Regions from separate parts of the Homo sapiens genome. Here region 2 is linked to region 1. A link is a loop called in an ENCODE intact Hi-C map of the cell type or tissue named here. Cell type or tissue: left ventricle myocardium inferior. All regions are shown on one strand.

Region 1 (8,000 bases):
TAAATTATTCTCCATTTCTTTAAAGGAAGGCAAAAAAAATAAATAAATAAAAACCCCACAAATTCAATGGGATTTGGATGTTGGGCAGATGTAGTAGGACTGTGTTTCTCCATCCCTGCTAACTTAATGACCTCCAAAGGCAGGTATCCCCCATAGTTACTACAGGTGCTCAGATTGTCCCACCATTTCCCACAAGACAAACCCAATTATCATAGAACAATTTCAAGACTCATTAATTTGTACTTTGGAAATTTAGATTCTCCTGGTGACTTAAAGGTCAAATATACTCAGATTACCATTCTTTTTTACAATTTCTACTTTGAAGTGGAAAGGAAATGCTGTTATATTTCAGGTGACTTCTAGGTGCATAAAAGATACCTTATTAACCATTATACTCAACATGCATTATCTTATGAACCAGTTTTTTATTGCATATTACAAGCTAATCATTATGGTTTAAAACAACAATAAAGGCATACTCAGCAGTTCCCCTAGTTTCTCTTGTGTTTCGAGGCAAATAAGTAGTGACAATATAATAGGCTAAGTGCCATAATAGAAGTATGGAGGTTAGACAATGGAAGCAAAGAGGGGTCTCTTTAATGCTCTCTGGTCAGAAAAGGAGTAAGGCATAGGGAAGCCTTTTTAAAGAAGGAATGAGTCTTGAAGCTTAATCTTGAAGGATTAGTACTTTTTCATGTGAATATGTGGGGGATGGTTAAGGATCAAAGAGAAAGAAGAGAATGTCATGTAAAGGGAATAGTCATGAATAAATAAACAGTATGTTCTGGGAGTGACGATCACACAGAGCATCATAGTTTATTTCTTCTCAGTTAATTTTTTATTTGATAAAACATATATAACACGAGAATTAAAAAAAAATGATTATGGTTTTGCCTAAGTACCCCATTATTTCTTCTTTAGGCAAGTATATTATATTTACTAGTATGGACATAAGCAAATAGAGAAGAGAGACACAAATATTTCGCTCATGCTTTTCTTGTTCTCTACATTTTGAGTCACACTTTCATCCCCTTGTGGCATGCCAGAAAAAAAAGTAACACATAACAAATATGTCCACAAGCTAAGTACAAAATATTACAAAGCATGAACATTTGTGCTGGAAAAACCTACTGCCAATGTGTCAGACGCACTGACTATTAGTGCACAAGGAAGAGCCAAATTCAGGCTAATCATACTAAAATGCCACGATGGGTGCAGTCCAAGCTTTTATTTTTAAACTTTTTCATTTTCTAATTTTTATTTAAGTATCTAGTCAGGCCATAAACAAAAGCAGCTTAGACTGGCAAAGGAATGGCAACTGACAGAAGATATTCAAATCATCCACAAAAATTAAATGGAATTTAAAAACAATTCATATCCACTGAGTTATTTCTCTACAAGCAGATTTTGTTTATTATTCAGAGAATAAAAGTTGACATTTTATGTAGTAAGAAGATGTCAATGGTTTGGGTGGTGGTCGTGATGATGATGAGAATTAAGCTGCTACCATTGCCAGGTGCTTATTATGGGCTAAACACAGTATTAAATTTATTCTATAAACTGTCTCATTTCTTCTTTAAATAGAAAAATACATGATAATTATCATCCTGCAATATGGCAAAGCACTTATTCTACACCAGTACCTGTGCTAAGCATTATTCTCATTAATCCTTATTATAATTACTATTTTGCATACAGTGTTTTGTTTTAATATTTATGATAACTGAAGTATTATGATCCCCTATTTACCAATGAGGAAAAAAACGACTTAGGAAGTTTAAGTCATCTGCCCAATGAAACCTTAAAAGAGATTTTTATATGTCAGATATGTTCTTTGTGGCCTAGAAAATGATGCTGTTTTTGCCAGGGCTTAATAAGATTCATTTTAAAAATAAAATGGTCCCATGGAGGAATTTTAAGAGATTTTGCAGAAAAAACTTGAATAACGATGATGTTCCTGGAGCAATTTTAAAGGCAGTAAATCTAGATAGCCAGATATAGTGAAAGAGATAGATAGATAAATAGACACATAGACAGGCAGGCAGGCAGGCAGACAGACAGACAGATAGATGATTGATTGATAGATAGATGGATAGATGATAGATGTTATATAGACAGATCAATGAACAGATATTTAAAAAGAAAGAGATCTAGATAGATAAAAAGTGGTAGAGAGAGAGCGATCTCTAAAAAGAGAAAGAGATCTATTTTATCTCTGGTCTCTAGTATTGGTAAAAGACAGTGGGAACCGAAAGCAATATTATGGATTAGAGGATTACCAAATAGCTAAATATCTATTTTAAAGTGCCATATTTTCTTATTTGGCCACTAAAATGAGCATCCAATGCAGACTAGAAAAGTCCAAGGAAGAAAGGATCCCAGGAACACATAAGAAGAACTATTTAAAAGTACAATTCTGTCAACCTTCATTCAAGTAGACTACCCTAAGATTTTTGTAGCCAGAAAATTCAGGATACTGTGATAAGACACAGTGTAAATCATATATATATATATATATATATGATTCCTACATATGTGTATATATATATATACATATATATATGATTCCTACATATATATATATGTAGGAATTTCACAGAGAAGTATCTCAAATTTTGAACTAACTCAGTAGAGCTACTAAAATGCAGAATATGTATTCTTACACTCTCAAAACTGGAGACACTTTTGAAATCATTTCACAAGCCCGATATCAAGGTTGCTGTAAGTTGCACAATGGATTTTGAAGGTAAAGATCCACATGACCTCGATGGAGTTGTTTTGTAAATATACTTATCCAGGCAACCTATATTCCCTTCTTATGAAAACTGCTGGGGCCATAGTTCTCTAATATACTTTGTAAACAAACAAACAAACAAAACCAATCAAACAACCAAGAAAAAAAAAAACACTGAAACCCTGATCAATGATTCAGAGCAAAATAGCCAAAGTATATACTTTCTCACTAAAGAGTGCACACCCTGTGAGGAATTCCTAAGGTTAGTGTTTGAGTGCTCTTATTAATTGCAACTCTGGAGACCTAAAGCACTTTAGCATTAAAGAGTGAAAGGCAGTCAGCCTGCTGTACAATTTTACATTAGTAATGACTTATAAATGCCACTGTAAGGCAGCTCTATCCACTGGAATAGGCAGTGCCATCATTAAAATGCCCATTTATTTAGAGGGTACACATTGATAATAAATGGGTTATAGACTTTTACTGCTTTATTTTTACTAAAACTACATAGTGAGTCTATGGATTCCAGCAATTCCTGGTGCCTGAGGTCTGTGAATCAATGATGTATTTGTAATAAAAACAACTGAACCATCCATCTATTATAGGTTCATAAAGGAAATTTGTTTTAGATTATATGTTTGTATGAGTGTTCCTGCTATTTAAGGATGAAGTATTCTAATGTGTATTTCTGTGAAGAATCATTTTAAACTGATAGCACATTAAAAATCATTAAGGCAAACATTGCCTTAATTTAGGCCATAATCATTATTGAATTATGACTAAATATTTCTAAGAAGAAAATTTTATAAACTTTTCACCTGAAAAAAAATAATTTAGAGACTGATCTCTCTCCCATCATCTTTTATCTTACCTCTGATTTGTTTACCAGTGTTGAAACTACTGGCTTTATCTTGCTGTAGATTAGAAAATGCAAACTGAAGGCTTTCTGGTAAATTCCACACTTAGACATGCTTTAATTGGCCCAGACATTCTTGTGCTGAAGAGAGTCTAAAATACAAATTAGTGTCCATATGTCTAAAACTCAGGGGACTTATAAAAATTCAGAGTCTAATCTTCTTTTAAAAAGAAGGGCCTGTGTTAACACACTGTAAAAACTGGAGGTGAGCAACATCTACCCCTCCAAAGTGGGCACCCACCATTGAACTTGACACAACCTCAATAACTCCTTCAAATCCTTGTCACCGGGGTTAAGTACCTATTGCCTTTTATCATTTTACATCCAGCTGCTTTAATCATTTATCTTTACTTTTTCATATTATCTTCTGGCCCAGTAAGCAAAGCATCTGTGTTTGTTGAGTCCAGCTTTAGTAGGTATTTGGCCACACCTTTAATTTCAAGTCAGAAAGGCCCTTCCCTACTGCAAATTGTTGTCCATAGTGCAGGGAGAGTGACTCTTTTGAAACAGTGAAGTCAAATCATGTTTCTGCTATGTTCAAAGCCCTCTCATTTTCTGCAGGTCCAAAGTCCTTACTCTGCCCTAACACCTCCCACCTCCATGACTCTGCTCCCTCCCTGCTGCTCTCCCCCGGCTCATTCTGCCTTAGTGGCACCAGATCTCCTTGCTGTTCCTCAAACTCCTGTCTCACAGCCTTTTGTACTCCTTGTTCCTTCTGCCAGTGTTCTTTCCCTAGATATGCCATTGCTCAGAAGTCACTTTTTCACTGAGATCTCCTCTGACTATATTCTTTATATTTGCAAACTCCCAATAGATCAACAATCCCATTCTTTCTTCCCCACCTTGTTTTTCTCCACTGCACATAAAAATATAGGTATGGCATATTTTTAACAATATTTTCATACTTCTATTCTCTCTCTGCTCCTGTCAGAGGCGTGTGAACCAGAGCAAATCCATCTTGAATAGGAGCTGGACAAATAAGGCTGAGACCCACTGGGCTGCATTCCCAGATGACTAAGGCATTCTAAGTCACAGGATGAGATAAGAGGACAGCACAAGATACAGGTCATAAAGACCTTGCTGATAAAACAGGTTGTAGTAAAGAAGCCGGCTAAATCCTAGCAAAACCAAGCTAGCCACAAGAGTGACCTCTGGTTGTCCTCACTGCTTCACTCCCACCAGCGCAGTGATAGTTTACAGATGCCATGGCAACATCAGGAAGTTACCCTATATGGTCTAAAAAGGGGAGGCATGAATAATCCACCCCTTGTTTAGCATATAATCAAAAAATAACCATAAAAATGGGCAACCAACAGCCTTCAGGGCTGCTTTGTCTATGGAGTAGCCATTCTCTCATTCCTTTACTTTCCTAATAAACTTGTTTTCACTTTACAGACTCGCCCTGAGATCCAAGATCCCTCTCGGGGTCTGGATTGGAACCCCTTTCCTGCAACACTCCCACTAAAATGCCTTCCCATGAGGGCAGGCTATTTTGTCTGTTACTTATCCCCATCTGGCTGCTGTGTTCTCAGCATCTAGAACAGCTCTGAGAGCATAGTGTGCATTCATTTAATATTTACTGAAACAGAAGTAGAATGAATACAATTCTGGCTTTATTTTCTAAAGAGCCTCATGTGTTATTTGCACTCACAAAGAGAAACATTTCTGCTATCTTTTAGGTGGGAGATAAACAGCTAAGGTATATAATAAGGTAAAATTAAAATAGGTCTATACAAATTGGAAGAAATTTATCTTAATGAACCTTTAATAATATTCTAAAGTATATGAAGGGGATCAAAATATGCCATCCCCAAATATTCCACTTTGGCATAAGGATTATTTTGAGCTGAAGGCAATTAAGAAACCAGCAAACACAGAAGGAGCTCTCTCTGCTTTCCTCTTTTCTGCCTAAAAGCTGGGCATAAATTTCACTTTTGTAAGATAAATTAATATTCGTAAAGGAAATTTACATGGGTAAAGGTGTTCTCTCCCATACCAAGAAGAAGAAAATGAGACAGCTCTTACTACCAGAGGGACAAACTTTACTAAACAATCCTTGTTTATCATACATTTCCTGGTCAATTTACCTGCTACAGTCCAAACTTCCTTTTCCTTTGTCTAATATCTTCTCCATACTTTATTACTCTTTGTTAAAAAGGTATTTAAGCCCCTGGGTCTAAGTCCCTCTTTGGGGTTTTTGCTTCTTTTCTGGGAAACCCCTGTGTGTGAAGTAAACTTCCGTCAATCTGTTTTCCCTCAGTTTAATTCACAGTCCCCAGCTCCATAACCTAAGGGGACAGAGAAAAGTTTTTCTTCACTTACACAGAGATACAGTTTAATTCAGTATGGCCACTGAAATTAAAGTATAGGAATGTTGTAAGTTTAAAAGCATGTGCTACTCAGCAATTTTTTTCAAATCAATTTTATCCTCTGTCTCCCTCTCTCTCTGTCACATACACATGCACACAGTGCACACACACAAACCTACACAGATAGTGGTAAGAAAGCAGGTGGATGAAATTTTAAATATGAATAAAAATAAAATACCTAGGCCGGGCGCAGTGGCTCACACCTATAATACCAGCACTTTGGGAGGCCGAGGCGGGTGGATCATTTGAAGTCAGGAGTTTGAGACCAGCCTGACCAACATTGTGAAACCCCGTATCTACTAAAAATACAAAAAAATTAGCTAGACGTGGTGGCACGCGCCTGTAATCCCAGCTAATCTGGAGGCTGAGACATGAGAATCACTTGAACCTGGGAGGTGGAGGTTGCAGTGAGCCAAGAATGCGCCACTGCACTCCAGCCTGGGCAACAGAGTAAGACTCTGTCTCAAAAAATGAATAAAATAAAATAAAATAAAATAAAATAAAATACCTAAGTTAGGAGAGACATTTTTTATAAGCAAATAGGATCCAATATTTAAAATGTAAAAAAAAAAAAAATGGCCCAAGCCTAATTTCCAGTATATATCTGTAGCTTTGACTTTGAGATTCTTATTACCTTTTTTTGTTCTTTTATCAGATTTCACTCAAAAGCTTTCTCCTCTGTTCTCCGGCAGGTAGGAGCATTGCCCTACACTAATTTAAAGAGAACCCTACATACCACTGATATGTAAATTCTGATTGCCAGGGCTCAAATACTCTCCATTTGCATAAGCTAATTTAAAAGTGGGTTGTTAACTCTGTTCTGTGCTTGAGAAACTAAAAACCCAAAGATGTGAATTGTAGGAGTTAGTTCAGAAGTTTAGAGAGCTTGGACCAAGTCTACAAAATATCCTGTTGCCTAGCCACTGATTAACCAAACACTCCCACTGGGCAAGACATTTAGAACAGGACAAGCACTTGAAAAAAAAATGTGCAATGAATTAAAATTATTGAAGTTTCCTTTTATGCCTACACTTGTTATTAATACCTAAATAATACTTATTTCTCTTATTATATTGTGATGTCAGACAATAATCAATAAGTGCATGTGGGTAAAATAAAAATAAATAATGGCTCATAACTTGGAGGCTGAATCTATTTTAACGCTAAATCATTAATACATTTTAGCTTCATTTAGTATTCTGAGAAGTATTGTATGTTTGTGAGAGAATAATTAATAGTTGTATTATTTTATCGAACTCAAGAAAATCTCTCTCATCTGCCCAAAAATCTATTTTTCCATTTTGTCTACTGTATTGAAAGCTTATTTATACTTATTTGTATTATGATTATTTTTTATCTCAGTTATATATTTTAGGTACAGAGATGCTTACGTTGAATAGAAATGCTCTTTTTGCCTGTGGAATTTCAAACCAAAGGAGAGTGAAAATACAGGAATAATAGCTGTTTCACTTATTTCACAGCACATTTATATAAAGTTTGATTAAGAGAGATCTGTCCAGGCAATTTAGTAACATATCCAAATGTGCAATATGTACCTACGAACTATGCTTATTTCTAAAAGTGACTGGAGGCAACTTACAATTCAAATGGCTCAGGCGCAATAAGCCAAAAAACCTTTAACATGCACTGAAATTACCTGTTTTCCTGACTACTAGGTGGAGATTGATAGTATATATCTTTGTTTCCCGGAACTCACCATGGTCTGACACACTGTAAGGCCTTCATAAATATTTATGGAATAGACCAATACAAAGAAAGCTGAATATAGGACACTATATGAAGAAGACACAAGACAACAAAGAAATAAGCTAGACAGGGAAGCAATTTTAGATATTTTAAGTATACAAAGTCTAATAGTGTATTCTTGGCCTTGATATTAAAAAGGCTGATGGGACACGGTGGTTCATGCCTATAAGTCCAGCATCTTGGGAGGCCAAGACAAGAGGATCACTTGAGCCCA
Region 2 (8,000 bases), 590 kb before region 1:
TAGTACTGAGATGTGAGGTGCCATTCCATTCATCGTGCTATTTGTTGTCTGTATACCTTGGTTTTTAAATTTTTGTTTATGTTTTTTAAATTGTATTTTTGTTTTATAGGTCATGCGAGATTTATGCTGTAAAGAGGTTCTGTTTTGATGTGTTTCCAGGATTTGTTTCAAGATTTGGAGCTCCTTTTAACAGTTCTTGTAGTGGTGGCTTGGTAGTGCCAATTCTCTCAGCATTTGTTTTTCTGAAAAACACCATATCTTTCCTTCATATATGAAGCTTAGTTTAACTGGATACAAAATTCTTGGCTGATAATTGTCGTGTTTGAGGAGGCTGAAGATAGGGTTCCTATCGCTTCTAACTTGTAGGGTTTCTGCTGAGAAATCTGCTGTTAAACTGATAGGTTTTCCTTACAGTTACCTGGTGCTTTTGTCTCACAGCTCTTAGACTCTTTCCTTCATCTTAACTTTAGATAACTTGATGACAATGTGCCTAGGTGATGATCTTTTTGTGATGAATTTCCCAGGTATTCTTTGTGCTTCTTGTGTTAGGATGTTTAGGCCTCTAGAAAAGATGGGGAAATTTTCCTCAATGATTCCCCCAAATATGTTTTCCAAACTTTTAGATTCATCTTTTTTCTCAGGAACACTGATTATTGTTATGTTTGGTCATTTAACATAATTCCAGACTTCTTGGAGGCTGTGTTTGTATTTTCTTATTCTTTTTTCTTTGTCTTGGTTGAATTGGGTTAATTCAAAGACCTTGTCTTTGAGCTCAGATTCTTTCTTCTACTTGTTCAATTCTATTGCTGAGACTTTCCAGAGCCTTTTGCATTCTGTAAGTGTGTTCATTGCTACCTGAAGTTTAGATTGCTTTTCATTCATGCTATCTATTTCCTTGAATATTTCTTTCTTTATTTCTTGTATTTTTTTCAAATATCTTCTCTCTCTCTCTTTCTCTGTCTGTTTCTCTCTCTCTGTCTCTCTCTCTCTCTCTCTCTCTCTCTCTCTCACACACACACACACACACACACACACACACAAAAGATTCAGTTTGCAGTACTGGTTAATGCACTTTCTCCACCATCTGAGCAAACTTACATAGAATAGTGAATTTAGCACATTTTCCGGGATTCTTGGTATTAGCATTGCCTAGTTTGTTTAGACACACATCCAGCTTTCTGACTCAAAGATACGAAGCAAGAAGAGAATATTTTTTAAAAACACGATTTAACACAAAGCTACATGCTTTTGTGAATGTTATAAAAACTCTGCTTGGATTTACCTTCCTTAATTCATTTTAAAAAATCTTTCTCTGATATTTTTACTCTGATCTCATTGCTTCCTTTGATACAGAGAGAAGTCTCGTAGACTGTTTCAAACTACCCACAGTGGACCATCCAAAGAACAACAGGAAATGTTTTAAAAGGTCCTGTGTCCTAGAAATAATCAAATATTTAATCTTGTTAAGGCTCTTGCAGGATTATGGGTTTTTGATATTTTGCTTCTTCATCTGCTTTTACCAGTATTGTTGATAGCTACATTTTTTTCAAAGAGAAACAATTTCCTCACATTACATGGAATGATATTTTGTTTATAATTCACACATAGTAATTATACATATTATGGAGTACGGTGTGATGTTTCAACACATGTATACATTGTATAATGATCAAAGCATGGTATTTAGCATATTCATCACCTCAAACATTTATCATTTCTTTGTGATGAGACATTTAGAATCCTCTCTTGTAGTTGAAATATACACCATAACATTGTTTACTATATTCACCCTACTGTGCTATAGAACACCAAAATGTATTCTTCCCACGTAACTGTAATTTTGTACCCATTGATCAATCTGTCCCCATTCCCTCTTTCCCAACCCTCCCCAACCTCTGGAAATCACTATATTACTCTCTATTTCTATTGATGTATATTTTTTTTAGATTCCGCAATGAGTGAGATTATGTGCTATTTGTCTTTCTGTGCCTGGCTTATTTCACTTAACATGTCCTCTAGTTTCCTTCATGTTGCTGAAAATGACAGGGTTTCATTATTTTTTACAGCTGAATTGTACTCCATTGCCTATATATGTTTTCTTTATCCATTCATTCACTGGTGGACACTTGGGTTGATTCCATATCTTGTGTGTTGTGAATGCTGCTGCAATAAACATAGGAATGTAGATATCTCTTCAAAGTACTGATTTCATTTCCTTTGGGTAAATAGTAGTGGAATTTCTGGATCATATGGTAGTTGTATTTTTTATTTTTTGAGGAAACTTTACACTGTTTTTGTTGTTGTGTGTTTTTTTGTTTGGTTGGTTGGTTTTGGTGATTTTTTTTTTGAGACAGGGTCTCACTCTGTCGCCCAAGCTAGAGTGCAGTGGTGACGATCACAACTCACTGCAGCCTTTATCACCTCAGCCTCCTGACTAGCTGGGACCACAGGCATGTATCTCCATGCCTGGCTAATTTTCCTTTATTATTTGTAGTGACCAGGCCCTTCTGTGTTTCTCAAGCTGGTCTCAAACACCTGGGCTCAAGCAATCCTCCCACCTAGGCCTCCCAAAGTGCTGGGATTAGAGGTATGAGCAACCATGCCCAACCCTTCACACTGCTTTCTATAATGGCTATATCAATTTACATTCTACATGGAATAATTCTTAAAGTTACAAACTGCATTGCTGTTATAATAGAAAAGGCTTAGAAAAGGAGCATGAAAATAACATTTATGAGTGAACACGCTAGATCATTTATCCAGACTACCTCACTCTCTATGTGTTATAAAGTGAATGTTCATTTTCCCCCAAAATTCATATGTTAAAATCGAATCCCCAGTATCCTGGTATTTGGAGATAGGGCTTTTGGGAAGTAGTTACATTATGAGGGTGGAACCCTCATGAATGGGATTAGAGCCCTTATAAAAATAGGCCAAAGAGCTAGCTCACATTGTTTTTCACCCTGTGATGAGACAATAAAATGGCAGCAATCTACTCAAAAGAGGACCCTCACTGGGACCTAACCATGCTGGCACCCTGATGTCAGACTTGTAGCCTCTAGAACTCTGCAAAATAAATCTCTGTTGTTTAAAACTACCCAGTTTATGGTACTTTGTTATAATGACTCAAATTGCCTAAGACCCCATGTAACAATCCAGAAAAACTGTTATTTCTACGTTTTTTTGTCTGAAGTCACATGATTAGGAGTTAAACCTTGGGATCCCAATCCTACATATATCAATTATTAATAATTATTAGCTATAAGACCATAAAAAATAACTTATTCCTTTGAAATTTCATTTCCAACCTGTAACATGGAAACAATAATATATGTCCTGCTAAGTAACTGATATTTTTTCTGAAGGAGAGACAGAGACTAAAAGAACAGGGAAAAAGAAAGAGAAAAAGAGAAAGAGAGAAAATGAGGTGGAAATGAAAGGGGCTTTGATAATTTCAAGGTACAATATAGGTATGATTTATTATTATTATTAATGAGAAAATTATAATTATAAATAGAGAACTTACATATAGTATATAATCAAAAACTAACATCAATTGATAAAAACCAACTTTGTGCTCGGATAAGCATATTGTGTCTCCTAACTAAAATCTGTCCTGATACATTACCATCTCTTTCTGAAATTACATACTTAAATATTTATTAATATATTATTTCTGTTGATATTTTTATGAATATATGAATACATGGTATCTTGTAGAACAAGGATTTGTGATCAATCTGAGCTAAGACAATTGCATATCATATTTTATAGCTGGAATTTGAAGATGAATAGAAAAGTGATTCAACGAAGAGCATATGAAATGTATCTCAAGATCGCAAAATATAACTTAAATCTTAGCTCATTCTTTGGACAAGTAAAAATGGATGCTAGTATAATTGCGTATTTTAATGAATAAAAATCTCACACATCTAATTGGAAAAATCAATTGGAATCTACATGAAATTAAATTAAACCCAATTATATTAAATCTTAATTATTTACGTATTACTGTGAGCAGTACCAAGAAGTCAAAACACATGGATCCTTTCCTGATGGAAATTAAAAGCCAATTGGGAAGATAAGACTGGGAAAAAAGGAAGAATTTAGATACCAGTGTGGAATAATTTTTAAAGAGTATTTGTAAAGCAACAAGTAATATAAGATTTCAGAGGAAAAAGTGTTAAAGAGGGCCAATGAGGAAATTTTATTTGAATAATTGAAATTTGCAGAATAAAACTATCAGAAGAAGGCATTGCCAGGTGGAAGAAACACATTTGTAGATGTATATTTATTATTCAAAACATCACTGTTGTGGTTTAAATGTGTCTCCCAAGATCCACGTGTTTGAAATGTAATCCCCAATGCAACAGTCCTGAGAGTTGAGACCCTTCTAAGATAATCAGTGCTGTTATCCTGGGAGAGGGCTAGATATTGTGGGAGTGGGATCCTGATAAGAGTATGAGTTCTCCTGTCTTCCTCTTTTACACATGCTTTCACCATGTGATGACTTCCACCATGTTATGTTATGACATAGCAAGACCTTCACTAGATGAGGCCCCTCAGTCTTAGACTTCCCAATCTCCAGAGACATGAGCCAAATAAACTTCTGTTGTTTATTAATTACCAGTCTGTAGTATTCCGTTATAGCAGCACAAAATGAACTAAGACAATAACATAAAACAAGAATTTTAGTCTATTTGTAAATGTAAATGATTAAGAAAAATATCTTCACATTATAGTAGCCTCATTGTAGAATCTGACATATTTACTGATTGTATTAGGCTGTTCTTGCATTGCTATAAAGAAATACCTGAGACTGGGTACTTTATAAGAAAAGAGGTTTAATTGGCTCACAGTTTTGCAGGCTGTACAGGAAGCATAGTGCTGGCATCTGCTTTCCGAGAGGCCTCAGGAACTTCACAATCATGGTGGAAGGCAAAGTGGGAACAGGTACTTGACATGGTGAATGTAGGAGCAAGAGAAAGAGTTGGGGGTGGAGGTACCACACTTTACAACAACCAAATCTTGAGAGAACTCATTCATTATTGAGAGGACAGCACCAAGACATGAGGGATCAACCCCCATGACCTAAACACCTCCCACCAGGCCACACTTCCAACATTGGGGATTACAATTCAACATGAAATTTCAGTGTGGACAAATACCTAAACTATATCATTCTACCCTTGTCTTCCCCCAAATTACCTATTCTTTTCACATGGCAAAATACAATCATGCCTTCTCAGCAATTCCCCAAAATCTTAACTCATTTCTGCAACAACTCAATCAAAAGTCCCAAGTCCAAAGTCCCATCTGAAAATGAGTTCCTTCCACCTGTGAGCCTGTAAAATCAAAACAAGTCATTTACTTCCAAGATACAATGAGGGTGCCAGCATTGGGTAAACATTCCCATTACAAGAGAAAGAAGTCAGGCAAAGAAAGGGACTAGAGCTCACACAGGTCCGAAAACTAGCAGGACAGTCATTAAATCTTAAAGCTCTGAAATAATCTCTTTTGACTCCATGCCTCACATCCATGGCACGTTAATGCAAGGGGTGGGCTCCCAAGGCTTTGGGCAGCTCTTCCCCTGTGAATTTGCAGGATGTAGCCCCATGGCTCCTCTCAAGTGCTACAGCTGAGTGCCTGCAGCTTTTCCAGGCATAGAGTGCAAGCTGCCAATGGATCTACCATTCTTGGTTCTGGATGATGGTGGCCCCCTTCTCACAGCTTCATTAGGCAATACCCCACTGGGGACTCTGTGGGCTTCCAAACCCACATTTCCCCTCCCCACTGCTCTACTAGAAGTTCTCTGTGAGGGCTCCACTCCTGCAGCAGCCTTCTGCCTGAACACCAGCCTTTTCTATACATCCTCTGAAGTCTAGGCAGAGGCTACCAAGCCTTCTTAACTCTTGCACTCTGTGCACCCACATGCTTAACACCATGTGGAATCTGCCAATGATTATAGCTCGTGTCCTCTGAAGTGATGGCCCAAGTTTTACCAGTGCCCCTTTGAGCTGAGGCTGGGGCCAGAGTGACCAGAATTTGGGGAGCCGTGTCTCAAGGCTGTGCAGGCTAGCAAGGTACTGGGCCTGGCCTACAAAACCATTCAGTCCTCCTAGGCTTCAGGGCCTGTGGTAAGAAGGGCTGCCAGGAAGTTCTCTGAAATGTCACTGAAACCTTTTTCCCATTGTCTTGGCTATTAGCATTTGGCTCCTTTTCAGTTATGCAGATATCTCTAGCAAATGGTTGCTCAACAGCCTGCTTGAGTTTCTCTCTTGTAAAAGGTTTTTATTTATTTGCCACATGATCAGCCTGCAAATTTTCTGAACTTTTAGGCTCTGCTTCCTGTTTAAATGTAAGTTCCAAATGTAAGTCATTCCTTTGTGCCTACATCTGAGCATAGGTTGTTAGAAGCATCCAGGCCACATCTTGAACACTTTGCTGCTTAGAAATTTCTTCCACCAGATACTCTAGGTCATCATTCTCAACTTCAAACTTCCACAGATCTCTAGGGCATAAACACAATGCAGCCAAGCTGTTTACTAAGAAATAATATGCATAATCTTTGATCCCAATACATTTCTGATTTCTATCTGAGACCTCAGCAGCCTGAACTTCAAAGTTCATATCACAATCAGCATTTTGGTAACAACCACTTAACCAGTCTCTAAGAGGTTCCAAACTTTCCTTCATCTTCCTGTCTTCTGAGCCATTCAAACTCTTTGGACTGCTGCTTGTTACCCAGTTCCTAATTTGCTTTCACATTTTCAGATATCTTAATAGCCATGCCTCACTCCTAGTACCAATTTTCTGTATTAGGCCTTTCTTGCATTGCTATAAAGAAATACCCAACACTGGGTAATTTATAAGTAAAGAGGTTTAATTAGCTCACAGTTCTGCAGGCTGTACAGGAAGCTTGGCAATGGCATTTGCTTCTGGGGAGGCCTCAGGAACCTTATCATCATGGCAGGTGGTGGAGCAGGAGTGGGCACTTAATATGACGAAAGCAGGAGCAAGAGAGAGAGTTGGGAGTGGAGGTGCCACACTTTACAACAACCAGACCTCAAGAGAACTCACTCGCTATCTAGAGGACAGCACCAAGACATAAGGGATTTGCCCCTGTCACCCAAACACCTCCCACCAGGCCTCACATCTAACACTGGGGATTACAGTTCAACACGAGATTTGGGTGGGGAGTAATATCCAAACTATATCACTGATATATTAAAATATACACCAAACTATCATGCTCTATCTAGCAGAAAGTGATAATTGACCAATTCTTTCAAAATGTTTCATTTCTGAAATATTTTATTGGAAAATTCTTATGAATTTGGGTGAGATTTTTACTAACAAATCTCCTGAGCTATGTCAAAGGAAATGAATTTTGAGTATCAATGAAACCTGACAAAGAAAAAACACGAAAGCAAATTTTATCAAATAACATGTATGTGAAAGAGTTAAAATAATTTTACCTTTATAGATATCAATATATTTTTCCTATACTAAAGAACTATATTTCACACAATATATGGCAAGTTTTATATATGTAATTATGCATATGATACTAATAATACTGCCATTTTTTAATGGATTTTTTTCTTATCCAAATGATGACCCAGGCAACTAACTTTCCTGCTAAGGAAAGTCCTGTTAAGGAATTTCCTTTCCTTCAAGTGGCCTCTTTTGCCATTTGTAAGGCAGTTAATACTTACAGGTTTATTATCAAGAGCTTAAGAGAAAACTATTCCAAAAATACAATTTTATTTCTTTGTTGCCACTACTTTCAATGGCAAAAAATGCAAATATTTTGCATCAACCTAATAGCTTATTTCTGGTTAAAAGACTTAGAGTTCATGTTCATTTAACCAAATGGATTTTTAAAATTATTATTGAGGAATATTTATCAGGGATAGATAAAAAGTTTTTAAGGAGCCTGAAACATAATTTGGAGGACTCTAAGAAAAAAAGTAAAAGTTACATATTTCAAAAAACTG

The links. Hi-C counts contacts between places; a loop is a spot of excess contacts. Peaks named below come from ENCODE experiments on the same cell type or tissue, not always from the same donor. Only the 100,000 strongest peaks of a DNase experiment are listed, where the experiment ranks them.
Region 2: it touches region 1 in a loop (9-fold over the local background); 3 of 110 quality-filtered maps call a loop at or near these places.

The regions. Positions count from the first base shown.
Region 1 is chr4:61,552,696-61,560,695 of GRCh38, reverse strand. The region is part of intron 4 of ADGRL3 (adhesion G protein-coupled receptor L3); the gene reads right to left. Among named protein-coding and RNA genes, the nearest start is that of ADGRL3, 360 kb to the right of the region's middle. In left ventricle myocardium inferior, no CTCF peak of the experiment used is centred here; no DNase peak of the experiment used is centred here; H3K27ac peaks cover 1,217 bases.
Region 2 is chr4:62,143,645-62,151,644 of GRCh38, reverse strand. All of the region lies in intron 2 of ADGRL3-AS1 (ADGRL3 antisense RNA 1), which reads left to right. All of the region lies in intron 2 of LOC101927145 (a long non-coding RNA gene), which reads right to left. Among named protein-coding and RNA genes, the nearest start is that of ADGRL3-AS1, 14 kb to the left of the region's middle. In left ventricle myocardium inferior, no CTCF peak of the experiment used is centred here; no DNase peak of the experiment used is centred here; H3K27ac peaks cover 801 bases.